Linked DNA regions of Homo sapiens: region 2 is linked to region 1. Evidence: chromatin loops called from intact Hi-C (ENCODE). Cell type or tissue: Caco-2. All regions are shown on one strand. Each heading gives the region's core, and the rest is flanking DNA. Links, peaks and the distances in the headings are about the cores only.

What was found. A loop is a pair of places that touch in the nucleus more often than their neighbours do. Peaks named below come from ENCODE experiments on the same cell type or tissue, not always from the same donor. Only the 100,000 strongest peaks of a DNase experiment are listed, where the experiment ranks them.
Region 2: it touches region 1 in a loop (8-fold over the local background); 2 of 110 quality-filtered maps call a loop at or near these places.

Annotation. Positions count from the first base shown.
Region 1 is chr2:30,593,686-30,610,425 of GRCh38, forward strand. All of the region lies in intron 5 of LCLAT1 (lysocardiolipin acyltransferase 1), which reads left to right. Among named protein-coding and RNA genes, the nearest start is that of LCLAT1, 150 kb to the left of the region's middle. In Caco-2, for the core only: no CTCF peak of the experiment used is centred there; no DNase peak of the experiment used is centred there.
Region 2 is chr2:30,541,408-30,554,882 of GRCh38, forward strand. All of the region lies in intron 3 of LCLAT1 (lysocardiolipin acyltransferase 1), which reads left to right. Among named protein-coding and RNA genes, the nearest start is that of LCLAT1, 100 kb to the left of the region's middle. In Caco-2, for the core only: no CTCF peak of the experiment used is centred there; a DNase peak (open chromatin) is centred at 7,764.

The sequences.
Region 1 (16,740 bases), core at 4,140-12,139:
GATTCTTGTAGAAATATGAACTGGAAAATAGTTTCTCTTCTAATTAATCCATTTAAAGAGCTTTTAAATGTCCTATTCTTGGTATTGAATGGCCATAGATTAAAGGTTTAATTAGTAGTCCCTACTACTTGGGAGGCTGAAGCAGGAGGATTGCTTGAGCCCAGGAGGTGGAGGCTGCAGTGAGCTGTGATTGCACCACTGCATTCCACCTCGAGCAACAGAGAGAGATCCTGTCTCAAAAAAAAAAAAAAAAGACATGTAAAATTCTAATTCTAAAATTTTATCATTCCACTGACTCCCCAATTCATTTTATTCCACCTATACACTAAAAAAATTACATAAGAAATGTAATATAGGTTTTATGTTTTAATAAAGTTTTCATAGTTTCACACTTGTTTTTAGGGCCTGGAAACTCAGAGATGTGCTAGGAGCCTTTTCTTTTTCATTATAAGCTTTATTGTGCTATTTGACCTTTTAATCTATGTTATTTTTAGTCTATATGTTATTCTAATAAAAATTTTAAAAAATCAAGTTTCATAAACTTGTTCCTGACAGAATACATGTGTTTCTCCATATTCAATCCTACTGATTCATATAGTTTTTTCCGATACTTTAATGGGAAAATTTTCAAACGTATAGCAAAGTTCAAAGAGGCTTACAGCGAACACCCATACACCCACCACCTAGAGTCTCCTCCAAGCATTTATTCTACTTCCTTTATCAAGTATCTGCTTCTGTTAGAGAATTGATTAGATGAGTGTGATCCTTGATTAGAGGTCTTTTATGAATTCCTTCTTTTTTGGTTTGTTTTCTTAATTTGCATCAAGTTTTATTGCTGTTTCATTTAGCTCTGCGTGACTAAGATTCCTTTAATTGTGTGTATGTGCATGTGTATGTGTGTATACACACATCTTCACAACCAAAGTTTCCAGGTGTTTACACCAAAGTGGCCAGTTACCACTATTGGATTAACTATTATGTGGGAGGGTCTCTTATATCTCAGCACAATGTATAAAATTGTAATCTTTTTTTCTGTTCTCCTCTCAGGAGTTCCAGGTTAATTTAAATGAAACAATGCATAATTAATACTTCTCTAGGAAACAACAACCAAGCAGATTTTATTGGATATTTTTTAAGGCATCTACAAAGTTTATGCTACATTTGAATCTTGCTGTATAACCCTCAAATATTTTACTCAAGTATAAAATAAGCATTATTTTAATATATACCTATATTTTCCCAATAAATCATATGCCTAAAGCCTATCCCATTCAGTTATTCTGGTCTCCAGAAATAATTGCCTGTTGACTTTATTGGTTTTGTCTTTACCTCTTTTCCTTCTCATTTATGTTTTTTAAACATTAATTTTAATCATAGCCTTTTTGTGAATAAGAGATTTATTATGTATCCTTTATTCGTTGAAACTTGAATCAGTTTTCCCTGTGTTGTCTGGTTCATACCCATTTCTTATCACTGAAACTCTCCAGTCTCTTACCTCTTTTCTTTCTAGGGACTGCTCTGTAATATGTTATTACTGGTTTAAAGCAGCCCTCCTGACCACTATCCTTTGTGGGGGTTTTTTTTTCCCCCATTCCACGTCTGTCTCTTAGGTCTGCCCTCTTTTTGATTTTTATAGTGGACCCAGACGTTTTCTTCTCTTAGGCTTTAGTAATTCATTCAGATCACTAATGTCTTGAGTGTAATTATGTGCCAAGCATTATTGAGCTATCAAGATGCCTCCACCATATTCCTATTCTGCTCAACTTGGATTCTTAGTGCCTCCTGAACACATTATGGCCATTCCCAACCAGAACCTGTGCCCTGGTTTGCAATGCCTTTCTCACCCATTCCTCCCTGTTTCATTCTTAACCAGTATCCTTCAGCACCTAGCTGCTTTGAGCTTTTGCTGAACTTAATGGGTACATTGAAAATGTGAAGTTTCTTTATATCAAGGTAATTTTATTTTAAGTTCCAGGGTACATGTGCAGGGTATGCAGGTTTGTTACATAGGAAAATGTGTGCCATGGTGGTTTGCTGCACCTATCAACCCATCACCTAAGTATTAAGCCCAGCATGCATTAGCTGTATTTCCTGATGCTTTCCCCCACTCCCACCCACGGCAGGCCCCAGTGTGTGTTCTGTGTTGTTCCCCTAACTATGTCCATATGTTCTCGTTGTTCACCTCCCACTTACAAGTGAGAACATGTAGTGTTTTCTGTTCCCGGGTTAGTTTGTTGAGGATAATGGCTTCCAGCTGTATCCATGTCCCTGCAAAGGACATGATCTCACTCCTGTTGATGACAACATAGTATTCCATGGTGTATATGTACCACATTTTCTTTAGTCTGTCATTGATGGGAATTTAGGCTGATTCTGTGTCTTTGCTATTGTGACTAGTGCTGCAGTAAATACATGCGTGCATGTATCTTTCTTTATAATAGAATGATTTATGTTCCATTGGGTATATACCGAGTAGTGGGATTGCTGGGTCAAATGGCATTTCTGATTCTAGGTCTTTGAGGAATCGCCACACTGCCTTCCACAGTGGTTGAACTAATTTACATTCCCACCAACAATGTAAAAGCATTCCTCTCGCTCCACAGCCTTGCCAGCATCTGTTGTTTCATGACTTTTAAATAATTGCCATTTGGACTGGTGTGAGATGGTATCTCATTGTGGTTTTGATTTGCATTTCTCTGATGATCAGTGATGTTGAGCTTTTTTTCATAAGTTTATTAGCCATATAAATGTCTTCTTTTGAGAAGAGTCTGTTCATGTCCCTTGCCCACTTTTTTAATGGGGTTGTTTTTTTTTTCTTGTAAATTTGTTTAAGTTTCTTGTTGACTCTGAGTATTAGACCTTTGTCAGATGGATAGATTGCAAAAATTTTCTCCCTTTCTGTAGAATGTCTGTTTGCTCTGATGATAGTTTCTTTTCCTGTGCTGAAGCCCTTTAGTTTAATCAGATCCCATTTGTCAATTTTTGCTTTGGTTGCAATTGCTTTTGTCATCTTCATCATGAAATCTTTGCCCATGCTTATGTCCTGAATGGTATTGCCTAGATTTTTTTCTAGGGTTTTTATAGTTTTGGGTTTTTCATTTAAGTCTTTAATCCATCTTGAGTTAATTTTTGCATAAGGTGTAAGGAAGGGGTCCAGTTTCAGTTTTCTGCATATGGCTAGCCAGTTCTCCCAGCACCATTTATTAAATAGGGAATCCTTTCCCCATTGCTTGTTTTTGTCAGGTTTGTCAAAGATCAGATGGCTGTAGTTGCACGGACTTATTTCTGAGTTCTCTATTCTGTTCCATTGGTCTATGTGTCTGTTTTTGTAACAGTACCATGCTATTTTGGTTACTGTAGCCCTGTAGTATAGTTTGAAGTCAGGTAATGTGATGCCTCCAGCTGTGTTCTTTTTGCTTAAGATTGTCTTGGCTATATGGGCTTTTTGTTGGTTCCATATGAATTTTAAAAGAGTTTTTTCTAATTCTATGAAGAATGTCAACGGCAGTTTAATGGGAATAGCATTGAATCTGTAAATTGCTTTGGGCAGTATGGCCAATTTCACGATATTGATTCTTCCAATCCATGAGCATGGAGTGTTTTTCCATTTGTTTGTGTCCTCTCTGATTTCCTTGAGCAGTGATTTGTAGTTCTCCTTGAAGTGATCCTTTACTTCCCTCGCTAGCTGTATTCCTAGGTATTTTATTCTCTTTGTATCAGTTGTGAATGGGAATTCATTTATGATTTGGCTCTCTGCTTGTCTATTGTTGGTGTATAGGAATGCTTGTGACTTTTGCACATTGATTTTGCATCCTGAGACTTTGCTGAAGTTGCTTATCAGCTTAAGAAGCTTTTGGGCTGAGGCAGTGGGATTTTCTAGATACAGGATCATGTCATCTGCAAACAAAGACAATTTGGCTTCCTCTCTTCCTATGTAGATACCCTTTGTTTCTTTCTCTTGCTTGATTGCCTTGGCCAGAACTTCCATTACTAGGCTGAATAGGAGTGGTGAGAGAGGGCATCCTTGTTTATGCTGGTTTTTCAAGGGGAATGCTTCCAGCTTTTGCCCATTCAGTGTAATCCTGGCTGTGAGTTTGTCATAAACAGCTATTATTAATATTTTGAGGTACGTTCCTTCAGTGTCTAGTTTATTGAGAGTTTTGAACATGAAGGAATGTTGAATTTTATCACAGGCCTTTTCTGTATCTATTGAGATAACTATTTGTCCTTAGTTCTGTTTATGTGATGAATTACATTTGTTGATTTGCATTATGTTGAACCAGCCTTGCATCCCAGGGATGAAGCCAACTTGATCATGGTGTATAAGTTTTTTGATAGGCTGCTGGTTTCAGTTTGCCAGTATTTTATTGAGGATTTCTGCATCGATATTCATCAGGGATATTGGCCTGAAGTTTTCTTTTTTTGATATATCTCTGCCAGGTTTTGGTATCAGGATAATACTGACCTCATAAAATGAGTTAGGGAGGGGTCCCTCCTTTTCGTTTGTTTGGAATAGTTTTGGAAGAAATGGTACCAGCTCCTTTTTGTATCTCTGGTAGAATTCGGCTGTAAATCTGTCTGGTCCTGGGCTTTTTTTGGTTGGTAGGTTATTTATTACTGCCTCAATTTCAGAACTCGTTATTGGTCTATTCAGGCATTCAACTTCTTCCTGGTTCAGTCTTGGGAGGGTGTATGTGTCCAAGAATTTATCCATTTCTTCTAGATTTTCTTTTTTTTTTTTTTTATTTGCAGAGGTGTTTATAGTATTCTCTGATGGTCGTTTGTATTTCAGTGGGGTCAGTGGTGATATCCCCTTATCATTTTGTATTGCGTCTATTTGATTCTTCTCTTTTTTCTTCTTGATTAGTCTAGCTAGCAGTCTATTTTATTAACTTTTTCAAAAAACCAGCTTGTGGATTCATTGATTTGTTTTTATTTTTGAAGTGTTTTTCATATCTCTGTGTCCTTCACTTCTGCTCTGATCTTGGCTATTTCTTGTCTTCTGCTAGCTTTGGAGTGTGTTTGCTCTTGGTTCTCTAGTTCTTTTAGTTGTGATGTTAGGATGTCAATTTGAGATCTTTCTAGCTTAGTGTGGGCATTTAGTGCTATAAATTTCCCTCTTAACACTGCTTTAGCTGTGTTCGAGATTCCAGTACATTATCTCTTTGTTCTTATTGATTTCAAAGAACTTCTTGATTTCTGCCTTAATTTCATTATTTACCTAGGAGTCATTCAGGAGCAAGTTGTTCAATTTCCATGTAGTTGTATGATTTTGAGTGAGTTTCTTTTTTTTTTTCTTTTCTTTTTTGTTTGAGATAGATAGAGTCTCACTCTGGGTCCAGGCTAGAGTGCAGTGGCGTGATCTCGGCTCACTGCAACCTCCGCCTCCCGGTTCAAGTTATTCTCCTGCCTCAGCCTCCCAAGTAGCTGGGAATACAGACATGCACCAGCATGCCAGGCTAATTTTTGTATTTTTAGTAGAGATGGGGTTTCACCATGTTCGCCAGGCTGGTCTCAAACTCCTGACCTCAAGTGATCCGCCCACCTCAGCCTCCTAAAGTGCTGGGATTCCGGACATGAGCCACTGCACCCGGCCTTTGAGTTTCATTAATCTGAGTTCTAATTAATTTGATTGTGCTGTGGTCTGAGAGACTGTTATGATTTCAGTACTTTTGCACTTGCTGAGGAGTGTTTTACTTCCAATTATGTGGTCTATTTTAGAGCAAGTGCCATGTGGCGCTGAGAAGAATGTATATTCTGTTGTTTTGTGGTGGAGAGTTCTGTAGATATCTATCAGATCCACTTGATCTAGAGCTGAATTCAAGTCCTAAATATCTTTGTTAATTTTCTGTCTTGATCTGTCAGGGGTGTTAAAGTCTCCCACTATTACTGTGTTGAGAGTCCCTTTGTAGGTCTCTAAGACCTTGTTTTATGAAACTAGGTGCTCCTGTATTGAGTGCATATATAGGATAGTTAGCTCTGCTTGTTAAATTGAACCCTTTATCATTATATAATGCCCTTCTTTGTCTTTTTTGATCTTTGTTGGTTTAAAGTCTGTTTTGTCAGCAAGTAGTACTACAAGCCCTGCTTTTTTCTGTTTTCCATTTGCTTGGTAAATTTTCCTCCATCCCTTTATTTTGAGCCTATGTATGTCTTTGCATGTGAGATGGGTCTTGTCTTTTTATCTAGCTTGCCATTTTGTGTCTTTTAATTGGGGCATTTAACCCATTTACATTTAAGGTAATATGTTTGAATTCGACCCTGTCATCATAATGCTGGCTGGTTATTTTGCAGACTTGTCAATGTAGTTGTTTCACAGTGTCATTGGTCTGTGTACTTCAGTGTGTTTTTGTAGTGGTTGGTAACGGTTCTTCCCTTCCATGTTTAGTGCTTCCTTCAGGAGTTCTTGCAAGGCAGGCCTGGTTGTGACAGATTACCTCAGCATCTGCTTGTCTGTAAAGGATTTTATTTCTCCTTTGCTTATGAAGCTTAAGTTTGGTCTAGAAGAAAAGAAAAAGAAAGAAACTCACTCAAAACCATACAACTACATGGAAATTGAACAACTAACTTGCTCCTGAATGACTCCTGGGTAAATAATGAAATTAAGGCAGAAATCAAGAAGTTCTTTGAAGTCAATAAGAACAAAGAGATAATGTACTAGAATCTTGAACACAGCTAAAGCAGTGTTAAGAGGGAAATTTATAGCACTAAATGCTCACATTAAGCTAGAAAGATCTCAAATTGACATCCTAACATCACAACTAAAAGAACTAGAGAACCAAGAGCAAACAAACTCCAAAGCTAGCAGAAGACAAGAAATAGCCAAGATCAGAGTTGAAGTGAAAGACACAGAGATATGAAAAACAAACACTTCAAAAATAAAAACAAATTGGGTTGGAAATTCTTTTCTTTAAGAATGTTGAATACTGACCCCAAGTCTCTTCTGGCTTGTAGGGTTTCCACTGAGAATCTGATGGCCTTCCCCTTAGTAGGTGGCCTGGCCTCTCTTTCTGGCTGCCCTTATCATTTTTTCCTTCATTTTGACCTTTGAGAATCTGATGATTATGTGTCTTGGTCTATGATGTACTTCTCATGGAGTATCTTACTGGGGTTCTTGGGTTTCCTGAGATTTGAATGTTGGCCCGTCTTCCTAGGTCAGGGAAGTTCTCCTGGATTATATCTTGAAATACGTTTTCCAACTTGGTTCCATTCTCCCTGTCTCTTTCAGGTGTCTTAGTCAGTCATAGGGTTGGTCTTTTTATATAATCCCATAGTTCTTGGAGGTTTTGTTCATTTCTTTTAATTCTTTTTTCTCTAATCTTAAATGCCTGTCTTATTTCAGCAACATAGTCTTCAAGCTCTGAGATCCTTTCCTCCGTTTGATCTATTCAGTTATTGATACTTGTGGTTGCATTGTGAAGTTTGTGTGTTGTGCTTTTCAGCTCCATCAGATCATTTATGTTCATCTCTAAACTGGTTATTCTGGTTAACAGCTCCTGTAATATTTTATCATGGTTCTTAGCTTCTTTGCATTGGTTTAGAACGTACTCCTTTAACTCAGTGAAGTTCATTATTACCCATAGTAACAAGGTGATATTTATAACAAGGGTTTCAAATAATCTGTATAGTTTTGCAAAAGAGCTCCTGAATTTTGGGATTCTAAATTTGAATACTGTATGTTATTACTTTTCTACATGCCAAGAGCTGTTGTAATATTTCTAGGCCATTTTTCAACACTAAGTAAGTTGCTTTGTAAGTGAACATAATTATTAAAGTGGTAAAACAACGAAGCAGAACACTAACTTCACACTTCAGTGTATTATTTATTTTGGTTAAGGACCAATAAGACCAAGATTGTGGGTTATAATCCCATGTGGGCCAGTTGATATCCCACCAACAAATACTTTCAGTATTCACATGAATATGACTAATTTAGTACAGACTCATGGTCAGCAGTGCAAGCTTCAGATCCCAAGATTAATAGATGCACTTTAAAACAATATGTTTTAATGAAAGCACTTTTTTGGCAGGTTTACTTTCTTTAATGCAATGCCAGAGATACACCAACAAAGTGACATAAATGTTGTATATAAGTTCTCCATAAATAGTATAATTTAATTGGCATGTCATATATATCTATAGATAGATATATTTATCTACAACAAAACAAGGATCCTATAGATATCTATCTATAGATATATATATCTATAGATATATATATAATGTTAAACTATAAAAACTTCAAAACAGTCCAATAAAGAAGTAGTATAAAATTGAGAACAAATCACATTTGGGGCCAGCTCCAACAGTGGGCTGCCTAGATATGATGAGGGGAAGAGGCATTTGACAGACTTTCCTTTTGTTAGGTAGGAGACTTGGTTGTTTTTCATCCAGCTTCTTTCTCAATAGGATTTCAGGTGGCAGGCAATAGTTAGATTTAATCAAATAGACAAATGGATGAAAGACCTGTAGGGCTTTCATTGGCAAATAATGGGGTGATAAGTGTGTTTGAGAAAGATGCTGCTTGTAGCTGTGTTAACAGTGTAGCAGATAGATTGCTGAGCTTTTAAAACCAGACATTTTCTGCACTGTGTATCTTACTAGATCTTTCCAGCAAATTGGAAGATGCATACTGGGAGGAGTTATAGTTCACTCCTTCTGCACCAGAATACCAGATCCAAAGTATTTTAACTCTAAGAGTTATAGAGAACTTTGAGAAATTTTCAGGAAGCCAGCCTTTGGTAAAATGGCTACAACGTGAATTTTGTTTCGGTGGTCCCCACCTTACCCTTTCAGTAACTGCCATCATTGACTGAGATCCTGCTGTTGTTTGGCCATCTTAGACTTCTGCCTAGACACACCTGCACTGGGAATTGTTTTGTACTCTGTCCCATCCAAAATCATCACTTCTCTGTCTCATTTCTTTCAAGTTTTTCACAAACAGATTAATCAGTTCCTTCCTAATGACTTTTTTTCTTCCTCTCTATATATTATGCACATTTAATATCAGCTTTTATTTTAATGGTGTGAAATAAAGGAGTGTTTCTAATGGTGTAAAGTTTAAGCATCATGACCATTTACTCTGACAGCAGGTTGATCCTGGAGTGCTACTCTTCACACTAGCTCAGTATTAGCTCAGCCCTGGCTTCCCATCCCTGTCTTTTGGTTGAATACATATACATTTAGACAAAGATAAGAAGATGTCTAGAAATGGGGATTGTACAACTTTCTTCCAGGAACAGCGGAACAGTAATTTACAGCATGGATTTGAGAACTGGAAAGAATTGAGTTAGAATCATAATTCCATGTCTTATTAGCTGTGTGACCTAGGGTGGTATATTTAACATCCCCTTGGTAAATGAGGATAATAAAGCTTTACCTAACATTCTTATTGTGCTGCTTCAGTGAAATAATATATCTAAGAAATTTAGCATCAATATATAATGCAACATATGTAAGAAATTTAAAATATGTGTGGCACAGTATCTGGCACAGAATAAACATTCAGAGAATTAATAAACATTCAGAGAATTGTTTTCTCTTTGCCACAGAGAATAAATTAGCAAGAAATTATTCAATGAATAATTTTAGAATTTTAAAAAAACCTAGCGTGTCTAGAGATACAATACAGTGAACGAAAAAGACAGATCATAATCATCATTAAATTTCAGACCAGCAACAAAGCAAGGATCCTAAAAGCTTCCAAAGAGATCAAAACTTAGAATGCTGTCACATTGTCCAAGGCAACACTGGTAGAAAAAGTGGAGGAAACCTTCAATTTTTGCTTTTTTTTTTTTGAAGGAAAATGGTTTCCAACTGGAGAATTCTGAGCATACTCAAATTCTCAATCAAATGAGAGGACAGAATAGGCATTTTCAAACATTCAAGATCTCCTTTGCACCTTTCTTGGGGAACTGTTGAAGGATGTATTGTAACAAAAGAGTAAACTAAAAAGGGTGATAGAGAATTTAGGAAACAAGGAAAACAACATATGAATAGAATCTCCAGGATTATTATGTTGAAGGAGGATCCAAGGATGACAGCTGTGCAACATGCATGTAAGATTATAGTCCTGATCAGAGTAGGGACATGAAGGGTTCCAGGAAGAATGGCCCCAAGATGATGAAAGCAATAGATCATCTGACATATTTGAATGTATGGGAAGGAGATTTGTACTTCTAGCAGAGAGTATGGGGATAAATTAGTGACAGGTCTCTAGAAAATTAAGCAAAGAGAAAAATAAGGTAATTATTAACCAGGGAAAAATGATTTGTGGAATAAGAAATGTAATTGCTACTACATAATTATACTGTGAATATTTACCTGGCTGTATAATATAAACACTAAATATTGAACTTACCAAGAATTATGATATAACTATATTTGGACCATGGAAGAACAGAGTAAGCACATGTCCCCAAGTGCCTTTAGATTAGGGCACAACTAACTCTGGCCAGAGAGCAGATGTAATGAGTGTCATTTTGGGGCTACAACAGTGTGACCCTTCAGCCCCCTCTTCCCATGCTTCAGCAACTTGCAAGGGACAGGGATAATTGGAATGCATCCAGTAGCCTGGAAATCTCTTCTATGTTCTTTAGGACTGTGACTTCTTAGCTTAGAGAAAAGACGACTAAGAGAAGATTTGACAGCTGTCTAGCTGTCTAGCTGTCTTTTAATCAGCATTGGTAAGCGTTTTCTGTAGAGGGCCAGGTAGTAAATATTTTAGGCTGTGCAGGCCATATGGTCGCTTTCCAAACTACTTAATTCTGTTGTACTGCAAATAAATGAATGAGTATGTGTTCCAATAAAACTTTATTTATGGACATTGAAATTTAAATTTCATAGGACTTTCAGGTGTGTAAAATAAAATTATACTTTCGCTTTTTTTCCCTGGCCATTAAAAAAATGTAAAAATCCAGTGAGCCGAGATCGTGCCACTGCACTCCAGCTTGGCGACAGAGTGAGACTCCGTCTCAAAAAAAAAAAAAAAAAAAAAAAGTAAACATCATTCGTAGCTCTCAGGTTGTACAAACACAGGTGGAATGGGTCCATGGGCTGTACTTTGCTTACCCGTGCTTTAATATTTGAAGGATTGTTATCCACAGAAGTTAAAAGCATCATACTGTTTGTTTTTAGAGGACAAACTAAGGAGTGGGAGTCCCAGAGGGATAAACTTCAGCCTCAAATTTCCTTGGGTAATAAGAGCATTTCTACAAATTAGAGCTGCCTGCCAGGAAAAAGGCTGCCTCAAGGCATCTGTGTCCTTGCCGCCCCCACACACAGGTGGGAGGTTGCACTAGATGACCTCTGTGCTCCCTTTTAATGGTTACATTACATGGACCTGTAACACAGTTAACATGGGTCATTCTGATAAAACCATTGTAGTGTTTTCCAAAGTACAGTAACTTCCCACCAGTTTTAGGACAGTGCTTTAGAAAAAAGACCAAAATGTTTGTGTGTATTGCCTTAACTATTGTAAATTAAGCATTTATAGTGCGGAGATTTACAGAGACTACTTGCTAACCTAAACGTGTTTGCACACAGCCGTATTTTCTAATTTAAATTCAATCATAATATCCAAACAGCCCTTGCTTAGACCAGCTAAAGGTATAAACTTCATTTTCATCTCATTAGGCCACCTGGAAGCTGCAATCAGTGAGTAGTCTTGACGTCAGTAGTCTGTCTGCTTCATTAAAATGTTAATTTCATGGCTTTAATTCCCTTTGTAGAATGTACCAATGCAGGACACTGTATGCAGATTTATTCTAAAGCAGACCAATTTACATATTGTTTTTAGTTTATTCAGACTTTCTCTTTGTATTGCTGTTAAGAACTGCTTTAGTGTTTAAGAAAGTGTTCAAACATTTAGATATGTAAGGCAATTTCAGCCTAAAATGAATTTTAAAAGAATTCTGAGAAAGCTTAATTTCTTCATCAGTGACATAATTCTCACTAAGAGTGAAATATACATTTCCTCTCCTACAACTCTGAAGCTGCACCTTTAAAGAAAGAAAGGTATAATAGCAGTTTTAGCAAATGATCAGGATGAATCTAGCACCTAATAGAGAAATGGATGAGCAAATCTTTTATGTCAGTGGTCCCCAACCTTTTTGGCACCAGGCACTGGTTTTGTGGAAGACCATTTGTCCACGGCTCGGGGAGGGAGTGGGGGGATGGTTTCGGAATGAAACTGTTCCACCTCAGATCATCAGGCATTAGTTAGATTCTCATAAGGAGCGCGCAACCTAGATCCCTCACTTGCACAGTTCACAGGAGGGTTCTTGCTACCATGAGAATCTAATGCTCCCCACTCCCCACTCTGTTGATCAGGCAGGAGGCAGAGCGAGGGAAGTAAAGGACCACTTCAAGGAGAACTACAAATCACTGCTCAAGGAAATCAGAGAGGACACAAACAAATGGAAAAACACTCCATGCTCATGGATTGGAAGAATCAATATCGTGAAATTGGCCATACTGCCCAAAGCAATTTACAGATTCAATGCTATTCCCATTAAACTGCCGTTGACATTCTTCATAGAATTAGAAAAAACTCTTAAAATTCATATGGAACCAACAAAAAGCCCATATAGCCAAGACAATCTTAAGCAAAAAGAACACAGCTGGAGGCATCACATTACCTGACTTCAAACTATACTACAGGGCTACAGTAACCAAAATAGCATGGTACTGTTACAAAAACAGACACATAGACCAATGGAACAGAATAGAGAACTCAGAAATAAGTCCGTGCAACTACAGCCATCTGATCTTTGACAAACCTGACAAAAACAAGCAATGGGGAAAGGATTCCCTATTTAATAAATGGTGCTGGGAGAACTGGCTAGCCATATGCAGAAAACTGAAACTGGACCCCTTCCTTACACCTTATGCAAAAATTAACTCAAGATGGATTAAAGACTTAAATGAAAAACCCAAAACTATAAAAACCCTAGAAAAAAATCTAGGCAATACCATTCAGGACATAAGCATGGGCAAAGATTTCATGATGAAGATGACAAAAGCAATTGCAACCAAAGCAAAAATTGACAAATGGGATCTGATTAAACTAAAGGGCTTCTGCACAGGAAAAGAAACTATCATCAGAGCAAACAGACATTCTACAGAAAGGGAGAAAATTTTTGCAATCTATCCATCTGACAAAGGTCTAATATTCAGAGTCAACAAGAAACTAAAACAAATTTACAAGAAAAAACAACCCCATTAAAAAAGTGGGCAAGGGACATGAACAGACACTTCTCAAAAGAAGACATTTATATGGCTAATAAACTTATGAAAAAAAGCTCAACATCACTGATCATCAGAGAAATGCAAATCAAAACCACAATGAGATACCATCTCACACCAGTCCAAATGGCAATTATTTAAAAGTCATGAAACAACAGATGCTGGCAAGGCTGTGGAGCGAGAGGAATGCTTTTACATTGTTGGTGGGAATGTATATTAGTTCAACCATTGTGTAGCTGGGACTACAGGCGTCCACTACCACGCCCGGCTAATTTTTTTGTATTTTTAGTAGAGACAGGGTTTCACCATGTTAGCCAGGATGGTCTCGATCTCCTGACCTCATGATCCACCCGCCTCAGCTTCCCAAAGTGCTGGGATTACAGGCATGAGCCACCGCGCCCAGCCAAGGAAATATCTTTATAGATGTCTTCTTGTGTACCTGTGTAAGAATTCCTTTGGGATATACAGTCATGCAACACATAATGACGTTCTAGTTAGTGGCAAACCACATATATGATGGCAGTCTCATAAGATCATAATGGAGCTAGAAAATTCCTATCACCTGGTGACATCATCACATGTTTGTGATGATGCTGATGTAAACCACTATGCTACCAGTTGTGTAAAACAGTAGCACATAAAATTATATACCGTAATGATAATGACTATGTTACTGATTTACATAGTTACTGTACTATACTTTTTATTGTTACTTGAGTGTATTCCTTCTGCTTATAGTAAAAGCAGTAAAACAGCCCCAGGCAGGTCCTTCAGGAGGTATTCCAGAAGAAGGCATTGCTGTCATAGGACATGACAGCTCCATGCTTGTTATTACCTCTGAAGACCTTGCAGTGAGACAAGATGTGGAGGTGAAGACAGTGATATTGATGATCCTGACCCTGTGTAGGCCTAGGCTGTGTGTGTGTGTGTGTGTGTGTGTGTGTGTGTGTGTGTGTGTGTGTGTGTGTGTCTTAATTTTTAACAGTTTTTTTTAAAAAAGTTTTTATAATTAAAGGTTATGGAATCAGGATAGAAAGAAAGTCTTTTTGTACAACTTTACAATAGGTTTGTGTTTTAAGCGAAGTGTTATAAAAGAGTCAAGTTTTAAACATTTAGAAGTTTACTCACACCTGTAATCCCAGCACTTTGGGAACCCGAGGCAGGTGGATCACCTGAGGTCGGGAGTTCAAGACTAGCCTGGCCAACAAGTTGAAACCTTGTCTCTTCTAAAAATACAAATATTAGCTGGGCGTGGTGGCAGGTGCCTCTATTCCCATCTACTTGGGAGGCTGAGGCAGGAGAATAGCTTGAACCTGGGAGGCGGATGTTGCTTGCACTCCAGCCTGGGTGACAGAGTGAGACTCCATCTCAAAAAAAAAAAAAAATTTATAAGTTTAGAGTAAAAAAGTTACAGTAAGCTAAGGTTAATTTATTATTGATGAAAGTTTTTTAATAAATTTAGTGTAGCCTAAGTGTACAGTGTTTATTAAAGTCTACAGTAGTGTACAGTGGTGTCCTAGGCCTTCACATTCACTCACCCTCACTCACTGACTCACCCAGAGCAACTTCCAGTCCTGCAGACTCCATTCATGGTAAGTGCCCTGTAGAGGTATACTATTTTTTATCTTTTATACTGTATTTTTACCATACCTTTTCTATGTTTAGACACACAAATACTTAGCATTATGTTACAATTGCCAACAATATTCAGTACAGTAACATGCTGTACAGGTTTGTAGCCTAGGAGCAACAGGCCATACCATATAGCCTAGGTGGGTCATAGACTATATACTGTCTAGGTTTGTGTGAGTATGCTCTATGATGTTCCCATGACAAAAAAATTGCCTAAAGACACATCTCTCAGAACATATCCCCGTCAAGTGACACATAGTTGTATGTCCAAGAGTAGAACTGCTGAGTCATAGGGTTTGGTAACCTTAATTTGACCAGCCCCAAATTATACTACATAATAGATACTCCCCTCTAAACACCCACTGGCAATGCACAAGGGTGCCTGTTTCCTCTCATTCCTGTGAACACTTGGTATTATCCAGCTTTCTACTCTTTGCCAGTCAAATAGGTATATTTTAATTTGGTTTTGTCTGATTACAAAGGATTTTCACATGCCTGATATTTTCTGGGTTTCCTCATCTATTCATTGCCTGTTTATATCTTGTCTGTGTTTCTATTGGGATTACTATAGTGACTTGTTAATTCGCACTAGTTCTTATGTTCTAGATATAATCCCTTGTTGAATTTTAGACATTGCAGGTATGTTCTATTTTATTACATATTCATTGAACAGAAATTCCTGGTGTAATCAAATTAAGAAGTTTTTATCTTACGACCTATGCTCTTGAAGTCTGGTTTTTAAAAACCTTTCTTGTTACTTGGTCTCCATTTTCTTTTGTTAATTGTATAATTATGTTTTACATTTCAGCTTTATCCATCTGGAGTCCCTTACATGTGTTGTTTGGTGTGAGGATCTGGTTTTATTTTTCTCCAACAGTGTGTACTTAATCTGTTATTCTCCATTGATTTGTGATGTTACCTTTATCATATATTAAGTCCCCATATATTCATGAGAATGGCTTTGAACTCTATTCTGATACTTGTTTTTCCACAACCACTTGATTCTTTTAGAATGTATTTTCCATAGTGAAGACCCAGTTTCTTCTAAATCTCAAGGAACTAGTTTATGCATGTGTTATACCAGGATAGCCTTTTTGTGTGCATAACTGTTTAGGCATTTCAGCCCACAGTGATCCTGTCCTCCTTTGAACTCATAGTGTTCATTCTCTACTACACTCACCTCACTTCTCTTAAAATTTTCTATTAACTTGTATTCGTTTCCTGTGTTATTACTTAACTTTTCACATATTTATATGTTGTACTTCAACTAGATTATAAACTTCTAAAAGGCAAGGATTGCTTCCATGTCTTTAAATCTCCCATGGTAGCTGTAGCTAGCACAGGACTTAAAATCATTATCATAAGCATGATTTAGTGAGCAATTATTAAACTCTTTATTGATACTTTTGATGTGATGAATGCATGTCTTAACATAATTTTAAGCACATAAAGGCAATGACCGATTTTTGAAGGATATAGGACAAATATGCAGTTTCTACATGTACAAATTGAACATAGCCATACCCCCTGCATTTTTCTAATAACTAGACTTTGTCACATATTACTTCCTCTATTTCTTAAAAGGTTTTAGTTTACTAATTTTTTCGTTCCTTCTTTAGTAATTGCATTTTTTTTTTTAGGTTTCCTTAATAAACCCTGTGAAAAGCAATGTGCTAAATAAATTATATGCAGGGCAAAGCAATACATTATAATTAGGCATTCCATTATTGAATTGATGCCTCTGGCTTCTCATGGTCTCTGTCTAATCCTGAAACAAATTCTTTTTGTGGACAAATATTAGCCTATAATAATTATTCATCTAAGCTAACGCTTTTCATTAAATCTCCTTCTGATTAAGATAGC
Region 2 (13,475 bases), core at 4,552-12,551, 52 kb before region 1:
AAGTTATTAAACAAAAAATCTAGGAGAAAGAGACTTCTTGTTTATCCCCCCAAATAGCTACTAAGCCCAGTACTCTTTTCTGAATAATCTTTTCTTGATTAGTTTGAAATGTCACATTTTATCAGGTTTTATTTTATTCTGAATTTCCATTTGTTATAGGGTCTGTTCCCAGACTTTCTGTTCTCTTCTGTTGATCTAATTATGCATAAGTACCATGCTGTTTTATTTACCATACCTTTATATTACTTTTAATGTATTACTTACATTCAATAAAATTAACCAGTTTTAAATTGCATACCGTCATGTAACTCACAACAGTCAAGTTGTATCCTTGTGCCCTTTTGCACCCAAACCCCTGGATAATATGGTAAATGTGTGTGTAACTTTGTAACTTCCATACAATTTTTCCCCTTTTACATTTTTACCAGTAGTGTAAGAGAGAGTTCCAGGTGTCCCATATCCTTGTCAGCATTAGGTGTTATCAGTCTTTCTAACTTCAGCTATTTTTGTGGCTTTGTTGTGGCAACTTACTGTTGTTTCAATTTTCATTTCTCTTAAGACTAGGGATTTTGATCCTCTTCTCCTTTGCTCATTGGCCATTCATATAGCTTGTTTTATGATGTTTCTAGTCATATCTTTTCTCCTTTATTTATGGGTTGTTTCTTCTCTAACTGTTGCTCTATAAGAGTTCTTCAAAAATTCTGGATATAGGCTCTTTATAGATAGGATTTTTGCAGTTTTTTACCCCAGACTGTGGTTTACCTTTCTACTTTTTTTAAACCTGTCTTTCAAAGAGCAAACTTTATCTTCATGAGGTCTTTTTAAACCATTTCTTCTTATTGTTCTTTCTTTGTCTGACCTTGTGTCACAAATATTTTCCCCTCCCAAGAAGTTTAATGGTCTTACTTCTTAACTTTATGTGTGACCCATTTTGATTCAGTTTTTATTGTGAGGCAGGGTCAATGATTATTTTTTTCCTATACAGCTTTCCAGTTTTCCATCAGCTTTTATTAAAAAGTCTACCCACTATCCACTCAACTAACTTAACACCTTTTTTGAAAATTATTTGTCCGGTAAGTGTTATTTCATCAATGTCACTCTGTCATGATACTGTAATTTTATAGCAAGAATTGAAATCAGCAGTTCTTTTAAATTTTTTTCAACTATTTGAGTATTTTTCCTCTCCATTAAAATTTTAAAATAAGTTTGGTAATTTCTTCAAAAATTCCTCAGGATTTTTATTGTGATTTCATTCAATCTAATTTCCCTTTGCAGTACTTGTAGTTTTTCATATAAAGGTCTTTCACAACTTGCATTTGATTTGTTTCTGAATATTTTTGATTGATGCTATTTTGGAGTTGTTTTAAGTTTTTACTTTCCAATTGTTTGCTGCCAGTTTATAGAAATGCAGTTGATTTTTGTATCCTGCAACTTTTCAAAATTCAACTATTCTACATGCTTTGTGGGTTCCATAGGGTTTCTTTATACATAATCACATTGCTTGTATGTAAATATTATTTTAATTTTAATATTCGACTTTTATGGCTTTTTTTTTTTTTTTTGCCTTATTGCGGTGGCTATTCTTTTAGTATAATGTTAAGTAGAAGTGTTGAGGGCAGACATCCTTGCCGTGTCCCTGATGTTAGGTAGAAAGCTTTGAGCCTTTCACTGTTGAGTATAATGCTAACTGTAGATTTTTCACAGATGCTCTTAATTAGGTTGAGGAGTTCCCTTCTATTCCTGATTTGCTGTGACTTTTATCATAAAACGGTGTCAAATTTGGTTTTAATGCTTTTTCTGTACCTCTTAGAATGATAAGATGAATTTTCTCCCTTGTTCTATTAATATGTTAAATTGCATTGGTTAATCTCTGATGGTAAACTAACCTTACATTTCTAGGATTATCTCCACTTAACCTTTTTAATGTATTTTTGGATTCAATATGCTAATAGCTTTAAAGGGTTTTTGTATCTGTGTTCAATAAGGATTTTGTTCTTTTTTCTTGTGAGATATTTATCTGTTTGTGACCTCATAAAATGAGATGGTCAGTGTTCTCTCCTTGCGTGTTTTCTGTTAAGAGTTTGTATAGGACTGATGTTATTTCCTCTTTAAATGATTAAAGGAATTCACCAGTGAAGCCATCTAAGCTTGGAGTTTTTTTTAGTGGGTGTCTTTTTAATTACAAACTCAATTTTTTGAGTTGATATTGAATTCTTTAGTTCATCTGTTTCTTGTAATTTTTCAAGAAATTGTGTTACCTAAGTTGTCAAACTGAGGCATCAAGTTGTTAATAATATTTTGTTAATTTTTTAATGCTTAAAGAGTCTGTGGTTAATCCCTTCTTTTATTTCTCACTTTTCTTGTTCAATCTGGCTGGAGTTTTGTCAGTTTTATTGAGTTTGCCCCTCTCCCCTAAAATAATCAGCTTTTGGTTTCATTGATTTCTTTCCCTCCCCTCATCAATCTGTGTTTTTAGTTTTACTGATTTCTATTCTTATCTTTATTATTTCCTAACTTTTATGTTCTTTGGGCTTAATTTGCTTTTTTTAAAATTTTTTAGTTTCTTAACATAGAAGCTTAAGCTATTGATCTAATACCATGTTCCTTTTTTAACACAGGTGTTTAGAACTACACATTTTCTTTCAGCACTGCTATAGTTGTGTGTTGTATTCACATATTTTTCTGTGGACTGCCTTTAGCCCGAGACTGAAAGCTTTGGAGAAGGGAACATACTCTTAGAGCTTTCCATCTCCCTTCCCACAAGTGAACATGAGCTCCCACCAGTCTGTCTGCTTCTGCTCCCTCTCTAGTACCTTCTGATGATTACCTTTATCTTATGTCCAAATTTTGTCATTGTTTTCTACAGGGATGATTTGACCGATAGGGTCTTAACTCCATCATGCTAGAAAATGGAAACTGCTTAAGGACTTTTTTTCCTTTTTAACTATTAAGAGAAAGATTCTTGAAGCATAGGATTTTAGAGTTGGCATATAATTAAGAGATTACTTAGTTTCTCTTTATGCAATACAGGAATCATCCCTGAGTCTTTCTTTCTTCAATTAGTTACCAAATCCTAGTTTTTCTCAAAATATAAAAATATTCTGTTTCCAGTTATGCTGTTAGTAGCTTCCAGGTTGCAGCTGAGCTCCTGATCACTTGGTCCTTTGGATTATCCTTTCCTTCCTTCAGTCCCATCCTTAAATACCCAGTAGGGCTAGAGTCCTTCTCAACTTCCCCTCTGTGTGTTACTTCTATCAGCTTTGAATACCTGATGTGTGTCCTGTGCCTAAGGGATTATTTTTGTTTATCCTGAGGCCCACTTTGGATATTGGTTTATGAAGGTGGATACACCCTCCTACCCCTTACCTTACAGAAATCCGTATTAGACTTAAGGTCCATAATCTTTTTCCTTCACTACTGAGTGTTTATTTCTCCTACTCTTTACTGCTGTAGTCATTTTTATCATTCCAAACCTGTCCTTCTGCAAGACAAGAGGAAAATTCATCTTGAGCCCCTATTTAAGTATTTCATTCTTAACTGTTCCATTTGTTTATTTTCTTTTCCTTCCTGAGTTATAAGCTACTTATAGAGTATCTTACCCATTGTAGGCTCTTAACTATTTGTAAGCTTGATAGGATTTCATGAAAATGCAAACTACTAATGGGAACAGATTTTGGACTGGAGAAAAAAAGATTTTAGAACCTCGAAAGCAAACAAATACAGAGTAATTTAAGCCAGGCATAAGTGTAAGCAGCAAACAAAACAGCATGTTTGCCAGTGAGAGTTAAAAAGGGAATTAAAGTTGGAGTTTGCAGGAGGAAATGATAGGAAAAAGAATGGCTGCATCGTAGTGGTCAACTATATACTGTTTGAGACTATACCAGTTTTACCTTGTTGACAATTTGATGTAATTTTAGGGAGTATTTAAGATTGCTATGCGCATTTTTTTTTCAAATAAATGTTTGCTTACCAGATGTTTAGAATATAATTATCTGGTCTATTTAATTCTTGTGCAACTGACTAAAGGAAAACACTGTATCTGTAGTGCCAGGTTGGGAAATGGCTGAGAGTTTAGAATAGAAAGTTCTTTTCTTAAAGTATAAAAGCAATAGACCTATGTAACAGGGTAGGAAATAAATCATTAAAAGTATTTAGATTTCAGGTCAAGTTATAAAGAGTTTTGTTAAATTAACTAAACTGTTTAGAATTTATTAAGATATACAGAATAGATTTTAAGAAAAAATGTTTCATAGAGTTCAACTGTCTCTGATGGTGGTGCATATGTAGATTTTTACTTTTAGCCAATTTTATGACCACTTAACTAGTGAAATGAAATATTAAACTTAAAACAGTCATAAAAAGTCCATTTGCCTAGTGATTTTGTGCCAGGAAATGCATGTGCCAACTGTACGTACCCAACTCATGGCTTCTTGGTTTCTCTGGATCATTAATCACTGTAGAGTGAGAAAAGAGTTTGAGCCTTTTAGAAAGCATGAAAAGGAGAGTAATATTAAAGAGATAGTGATTTAAAACCTGTCCAAGTCATGGATGAAGCCAGAAATTTTCCTGATATGACCTCATGATTTCATATTAAATTGTTATATAATTCTGGAATTCTAAAGCATTACATTCTGCAATGTAGTGTAGTGGTGAAAACTAGGAAAGGCCCACATTGTGATATATCTAGATTATTCAGAGTGAGATCAGAGAGAAGCCAGCAGGAACAGCATGGCCTCTGATGAATGCTTTCATCCATTCTCAGTTTTTCAAGACATACGAAGACTGTTATTGGATATGTAGAAGTTCCTGTAGTGGGCTGCTTTCACAGGATAATGGAAACTGGATAGGAAGCTGTTCAGAAGTTCAGCCTCCCAGAATATAAACTGCCAAAATATTAAATAATTTTTTTAGTCAAATCTGATGAAATGATTAGAATTTTATTTTACATGCTGTTGGTATTTTTACATATGAATTTTTCTTTTTAGAGATCATGAATAAAAACAACTCAGTTACAATGTGTTGTTTACCTTTTTAGTACACTATAGGAACATGATTATAATGCATGCTGCTGTTAACATGAAAGTGGTTCAATACAGTGATATGGGAATTGGAAAGACTCATGTGGTCAGATTTTCAGTTTGATCTGTAGTTTATTGATGTATTTATAAACATTACAATAAATTTGTGTAAATAAATGTGCCATTGCTAACACAGTTTTAAGAATTACTAAATTTACTGAAGTCACCTTAATTTTATTTACTATCACATGTTAGCCACAAAGAATAGATGTCTGTTTGACATATTTAAAATCTATAATGCCTAACTTTACCTCCTGTGAGAAGGAAAACTCCCCCTTTCTTACCCAGCTTCCTCCTACTTAAAACAGACATTCACTAAAATTAGAACAAAGTCATGAATATTTTTGACTCTATCCAGTTTGGTGGGTTCTTTTTTTAATTCAACACAATTTCATGCTGCCCTCCTGCTCATAACAAGAATAAGATGAATGGATTCATCTTATTGATGAATGTATTAAGATGAATAGATTCATCTTATTGGCGATTTTGTGCCAGGAAACTCACATGCTAGTTGTCCCTTCCCAAATTAAGCCCCCACAGGACTCAGTAACACTCCACTCCTGCCAGTTCCTTTAGTGCAATCATAGGCATTAGTTTTGCTACCTACAGTAGGTAAAGGTGCCTTATTACCCAAAAGTAACAACAGCTTGAGCCTTCCTGGAATGAATCTCTGCAGCTAGTGTGTTTGAAGCTCCACCTGTGACTCTTTCTTCAAAGGGGGCTTCTAGTCAAGGATTCCTAGCTACTTATTAACTATGCTATAGCTATTACTGTCACAGCAAACTTTCTGATGTCCTGGCCTTCTTTATTATATTGATAAGATTATGGTATCCTATTAAATAATCATATAAAGCTTCACAACAGCCTTCTTCCTCTGTGTTATTCCACATATTACTTAATAACTAAAGGTCAGAAGTAGTATTTTACTAATCTTAACAGTGAACCACTGTGATGCACACATCCTATGACAGAGAATGAAAATACCAGATACTGGCTTTCTCAGCCTCCTGTCAGCAGGGATGGTTGTTTGAGCCAGTCTAACCAAAGGGTCTTATGGGAGTCTGTTGGAGTCTCTGGGAAAGATACTCCTCCTTAATAAGATGAAAGAAGTCAATGAAGGTCCAGTGCCACTCTTTTCTGCTTGTGGACAGTATTGTGTTAGCACATGAGGCTTGGAACTTTTGCAGGCATTCCCTCAAAGAGGGGGAGGTCCTCAGACATCAGGAGGATGGCATAGTAGAGTGGGAGATCCTGGCTCCTGAACTAGCGTTGGGGCCAGACTTTATTTTACGTGAGAAGCGTAAACCCAAATTGTTTATATGACTTTTAGATTGGTATTCTGTTATTTATAGCCAAAAGCATCCTGATGTAACTTGCTTTCCCCTATTTCACCAAGCCATAAGAAATGTATCCATTGTTTGATTTACTCGTTCAGTAAATTTTATTAATGCTAGTCATGAATGAAAATTTTTATGAAAACCATCAAATAAAGTAGAATATGTTAAACATATTTTAGTTCTGTTGCCTGGAAGACACACATACATCTCTGCTTGTTTTTAGATATATAACAGATTATTTCATTTTAGCAATTCTATTGGTATTTGAAACATAAAGTTTTGGTAATTGTTGATTTTGTAGTTTTGGTTGCCAGCATTGCTTGGCCGAGATGAGTTTTGATGCATGGCCGGGAGGGTGGTAAGTAGTGGGGATATACGTTTGTTGACGAAAAGAATCGAACTCTGTAAAATATTTGAAGAGATTTATTCTGAGCCAAATGTGATTGACCATGGCCTGTAACACAGCCCTCAAGAAGTCCTGAGAACATGTGCCCAAAGTGGTCGGGGTACAGCTTGGGTTTATATATTTTAGGGAGCCACGGGACATCAATCAAATACATTTAAGAAATACATTGGTTTGGTTCAGAAAGGTGGGACAACTTAAAGCAGGGGCTTCCAGGCTATAGGTAAATTTAAACATTTACTGGTTTACAATTGGCCGAGTTTATGTGAAGACCTGGGATTAATGGAAAGGATTGTTTAGGTTAAGGTAAAGGATTGCGGAGACCAGGTTTTTTTGTGCAGAGGAATCTCTCAGATAGCAAACTTCAGAGAGAGAGCAGGTTGTAAAATGTTTCTTATCAGATTTAAAAGGGTGTCTGGCTCTTAGCTGATTATCTCCTAGATCTGGAAAGAAAGGAAGGAAAATAAAGGGATAAGGGGATTATCTATATAATGTGGATTTTTCCCACAAAAAACTTTACAAGGCAATTTCAAAGTATGGCAAGGTAATATATTTTGGGGTAAAACATTTTGATTTTTTCCCTTGTTATGCCTGAGTAAGACTGGAAAGTAAGTCACAATATACAGGGTTAAACAAAGCTCATGTGATGAGAATTTATGGTTTGTAGGGCATGACTCCCTAGATCCCTTAGAAAGGAATTTGGGCAAGATAAAAAATTAGAGCTTAGCCTTTACTTTCTTCCATTGGGAAGAAAAGAAAGGTTCAATTCATTTAAATCATCTGCCAGGCAGTTTTACCAGGATTACCTTTCTTTCTAGAATGACATTGAGAACTAAGTAATTTTTTAGGATGGCATTGAAATCTAAATAACTTAAATGAAGCTTTTGTTTTGAATGTGTTATCTGACTTCTGAACAGAGCTGAAGCCCTGAGCTGTGTGAAGTTGACAGTTTCTTTGGCCAGGAGAAATGGCTGGGGGCTTTAAGGTTATCTAATCAATCACTTACTGACATTAATGCAATTGGTTACCTAAATTGGATATCCTGTTGATGTGTACTATTTCTAATACCTCAGCAAATTTACATTGCGTTAGGCTGCTAGATATCCCAGATGTGAGCTAGGAAGCGAATTTCACCTCTAGTACTTTTAGTACCCTTAGGTCTGCTGAAAATTGAGGAATTCCTTTGCTTAAATTAATAATTACATTCTAAAATTATCTAAAAGATATGCTTTTATAATGGTAACTTCAGTAGAAAGAAATTCAGAATTTGGAGGGAGCTTTAGGGTTTTGAATCTGCTTTGTATTTGGTGGAAAAGCACAAATGAAATAAATCACATAATAATCAGTTTTGAACCAACTTTGAAATGGCACTTTGCAATAATAATAGAAAAGATATGCAAGATGAACCCTCTGTATCTCATAGTTGGTAACTTTAATAGATAATTTGACTTCCATGCCTTCAGTTGTTCTTTGTCTTGGGGCTAAGTATCTGTAAATTGTGCAGGTATTTTAAAAGAGAAAGGCAACATTGTAAGACCTGGGGGAAAATGAATTAGCTGTTGTATTTATTATATATGTCATTTAAAAAATATGGCTTTTCTCCATTTATTTCATATAACAAATCTTACAGAAAATATTTTCCTTATGCTTGAAGTCAGATGTTTCTGAGTGTTACACTGTTGTGTAATGAATACCAGGCAGGGACATATTATGTAGCCAAGAATTAAAAATGTTCTTCCACAATGAAAATAATGTCAAAACTATATCTTTAGAAATGCTGTTACTGATAATCTTCAATTATTACAACCAAGTAATATGGTATAGTAAGCGAATTCCAAGTAAGATTATTTAGGCCTTGATTTTGAATGGAAAATGGCCATTATTTGTGTATTTTTTTAGTCAAACACAAGTTTGCATCAACAAATAGATGTTCTGAAGTAAACTTTTTATATGGAATCATTTTAGATTTATTGAAAATTTGTAATAACAGTACAGAGAATTTTCCTATCTTTTTCACCCAGCTTCTCTGATGTTAACATCTTATATGGTATATCTGTTGAAACAAGAGGTTAATTTTGGTGCAATACTATTAACAATGGACTTTATTCAGACTTCACCAATTTTTCCACTAATGTCCTTTTGTGGTTCTAGGATCCAACTGAGAATACCACCTTGCTTTTTAGTCATTGTATCTTCCTAGTCTTCCTTCATTTTGTGATAGTCTTTTCTTGCTTTTCATGGTGCCTTTGAAAAGTACTGGTTGGACATTTTGTAGAATGTTCCTCAGTTTGGGTTTGTCTGATGTTTTCTTGTGATTAGACTAGAGCTGTAGGCTTGGGGGAAGAATACTGTAGAGGTGGAGTACCCTTCTCATGTCAGAGGTTCATGATATCAACATGGCTTATCACTGGTGATGTTAATCTTAATCACTTAGTTAAGGTGGTATCTGTCAGGTTTCTTTACTGCAAAGATGCTGTTTTCCCCTTTACATTTACATACTCAATCCACTAAGCACAGCCCACACTCAAAGGCTGGCTGTTGGGGGAAAGGAATGAAGCTCTACTTCCTGGAGTGCAGACTATTTATATATATTATTCATACTTCTGTGGAAAATATTTGCCCCTACTCCCCATTTATTTAATTAGTAATTTAATAATATCAATATGGACTCATTGATATTTATTTTAATTTTTAGATTATAATCTGGTACTATCATTATTTTGCTGCTGAAAGTAATGGCCAGCTTTGGCCATTGGGAGTTTTCTTTTCTTGAGACAGGGTCTTGCTCTGTCATCCAGGTTGGTGTGCGGTGGTGCGTTCACAGCTCACTGCATCCTTGACCTCCTGGGCTCAAGCAATCCTTCCGCCTCAGCCTCCTTAATAGCTGGGACTATAGGTACATGCCACCTTGCCTGGCTAATTTAAAATAAATTTTAAAAGACAACAACTTTTTTTTTTGTAGAGAAGTGGTGGGTATCGCTACATTGCCCAGGTTGGTCTTGAACTCCTGGGCTCACGCCAACCTCCTGCCTTGGCTTCCCAAAGTGCTGAGATTATAGGCATGAGCCACTGCGCCTAGCCTGGGAGTGCCTGAAGGTTGGCTCTTATGTCCTTTTGACATACTACCATCTTTTTTCTTTTAACCACTTATTTTTTTGGCACTTTAAATTCTCCAGGTTCATCTTGTATTTTTCCTTGCCCCATCCCTAGACTCAGCATTTCGCTAAGGAGCCCTAGATCCCTTTTTTTTATGAAGAATGATGTGAGAAACTAAAATCTAGGCACTTACTATGCTCTGTATGAGTTTTCCATTGCAGCTTATACTACAAATATAGAGTGGTTTAAAGGACACAAATTTATTATATAACAGTTTTAGAGGTTTGATGTGGGTTCTACTGGGCTGAAATCAAGGCATTGGCAGGACTGGTTTCTTTCTGTAGGATTGCTACGGGATCTGTTTCCTAGCCTTTTCTAGCTTCTAATGGATGCCTACATTCCTTGGCTTGTGGCCCCTTCTTCTGGCTTCAAAGCCAGCATTGGCTGGTTGAGTCCTTCTCACATCAGTACTAAGTCATCTTGTGCCTCCCTCTTCCACTTAAAAAAAATTTATTTTTAATTTTCATAGGTACATAGTAGGTATATATTTATGGGGTTTCTCTCCCACCTTTAATGACACTTATGATTACATTGGGCCCACTAGAATAATCTAGGCTAATCTCACTACCTTAAATTCGTCTGATTAGCAATCTTAATTCCCCTTTGCTGTATAACACAGTGCCTTCACAGTTCCAGGAATTAAGATGTGGACATCTTTTGGGGGATGATTATTCTGCCTACCATATGTTAATTGCTACTGGGATGTCTTTGATTATAGGTCCTCTCAGTGTGCAAAGCTAGGAATGTACTTAGGAATCAGTTTTGCAACAGGAAGAAATATCTCAGATAATAGCTCATTTAGAAAATTGGTCAAATTTCCAATCTCATATAATATGAAAGATGAGTTTGGTCTCTCTCATGTTAACATGAACCCCAAAATTGTAACATGACCAAGAAGCCTCATTGTCAAGCAAGAATTTTTACTGTCTGCATGTGTATATGATTATGTTTGTGGAGTCTAGTGAAATTTGTAGTACAAGTGGTTTCTCCATTTTTCTCCACTTTTTGGTGTGTCAAGTTTGAAATTATATTTAGAATTAAGTTTGTTAGAGTATTATGTAATTATTACTTGCTCATATTTTATACTTTGATTTCTATCTTGTATTTTCAGCACAGTCACATTTGAAACCTAATGATACAGGCATACTACAACAGGATTGTTGCTGCAAAAATGTCATAAAATTACCTGTCATCAGAGTTTTTAAAAGCCTTCGTGGAAATTAATCATCTTAGAAGAGGGATGTGGAGAGCATTACCCAGTTTGTAATGTGAGTTCAGAAAAGATAGATCTTCCTTAACTTTATCTATCCAGCATTTAGCACCCTAATAAAAGTTGAAATTCTGAAAAGTATAACTACTTGTTACTTAACTCCCTGATTTATTTGTATAACTACTATTAATTATGGACAGATCCATACTCAGTAAATACAGTATTTTCTTATGATCTTTGTGATAAAAGTTTATATAAAATTTGCATCTGTTCCTATTGTTCATTCTCATTTAATAGAGGCCTATGGGTAGCATTTCTGTGGTTGCATCCACATCGTTTATTCAGGATTGAAAATAATGTCGAAGGAGCAGTTGTCTGTCTTTCTTCCGCCCTGCTTTTTCTTCTGGTGTCATATTCATAGTGCCATAGTAGATGCCATATTGAGTTACTACAAGGACAGCAGTGATAAATTTTACCCTATTGTTGAGATTGAGTTATTAGAGCATTAGGTGAGTAGTGCTGATGTTTTCATTACTCAGTTAACTATATTCATCTACACTGAAATGAAAAAAAAAAGTTGTGAAAAGGCTTACTTTTTATTAAGAATGCATAATGCCAAAATACACATTCAAGTAAATGGTTATTTTTTTCTCCCCCTAGGCAACGCTAAAACTTGGTAAAAGGGAATGTAAGTCAAAACTAGGTTCTAAAATGATGAGATAGGTTTGGACAATAGAGTATGCCGAGGGATTATTTACAACTGCTTTGAGAAGGCGATGCTGATAACGTAAATGAGGTTTTAGAAAGAAGATGGTGGTAGTGGAGCTATGCCAGTATATATAGATTCTATCTTTATAAACCTGCCAGACTCCCAGCCCTCGTCTGAGAAATTCAGGTTAAAGACAGAATATCCTGCAGTGGAAAAGTATGAAAAAGACAAATTGCCGGGCGCGGTGGCTCACGCCTGTAATCCCAGCACTTTGGGAGGCCGAGGCGGGTGGATCATGAGGTCAGGAGATCGAGACCATCCTGGCTAACAAGGTGAAACCCCGTCTCTACTAAAAATACAAAAAATTAGCCGGGCGCGGTGGTGGGCGCCTGTAGTCCCAGCTACTCGGGAGGCTGAGGCAGGAGAATGGCGTGAACCCGGGAAGCGGAGCTTGCAGTGAGCCGAGATTGCGCCACTGCAGTCCGCAGTCCGGCCTGGGCGACAGAGCGAGACTCCGTCTCAAAAAAAAAAAAGACAAATTATATATGCTGATTTTAAAGATACAGGTTGCGCTATCATTAGCTCATAGAAATATGAAATAAATGTCATAAAAATGTGTTTTTTGAGGATCTTAACATTAAGAAAAATCTGAGTAACACTTTAAACATGGATACAATTTGCATTGATGACAATCAAATGGAAAAAAACCCAAACCCCTTGCCAGGTATTCCTGTGATTTTTTTATCGGGAAAAAAAGAGAAAAACATTTAAGCTAAAAGAAGTAAAAAAGATTTAGAAACATTGGCTTGGAGTTTCTAGAAGATATGTAACAAAATATTAGAAAAGTTTTATAGCAAAACCTCATGGATATTGCTACCACTTCCATCCCACATGGGGAGCAAGAGGTATTCTCACTTGCAATGCAGAAATACATTCGACCTGTCAGTATTGTTCAGTCTAGAACATCCTTTACAAATATGAGACTCTGCAGGATTAGTAAACATTTAAGGAAAATGTTAAACAGTATCTAGTACTAAAAAATGGAAAATCTAATCTCTGACAAATAAATAATTCTCTAAGGAGAATATAAACTATGTGTAATTAATACCTGTGGAAAGATTCAAGTATCTATGCAGAGAGGTTGTTTAGTACCGTGATTTAAAAATATCAAGTCTGGTGTCAGACTGCCTGTGTTTAAAATCTGGTTTTACCACTTACCATGTCTTTAGCCCTCATGTCTCTCAGTTTCCTCATCCATAAAATAGGGATAATAATTTTACTTAATTCATAAGGTTGTCTTGAGAATTAATTGAATTAATGAAAAATGCTTGGAACAATATTGGACATATAGTAAGCACACAGTAAACCTTTTTATTATAATTACACAATTTGTTCCTAAAAATGGCTGCTATGAAAAAGACCATTTGCAAATCTTGAAGATTAAGAATATGATTTTTGAAATAAACTAAATTAGTAGAACAGGTGTAGCTGACAAATTAGTTAGATGATCAAGCCAAGGGATTATCCTTAAAGTTGTCAAATGGCAAAAGAAATGAAAAGTATGAGAGGAGAGATCCAGAAG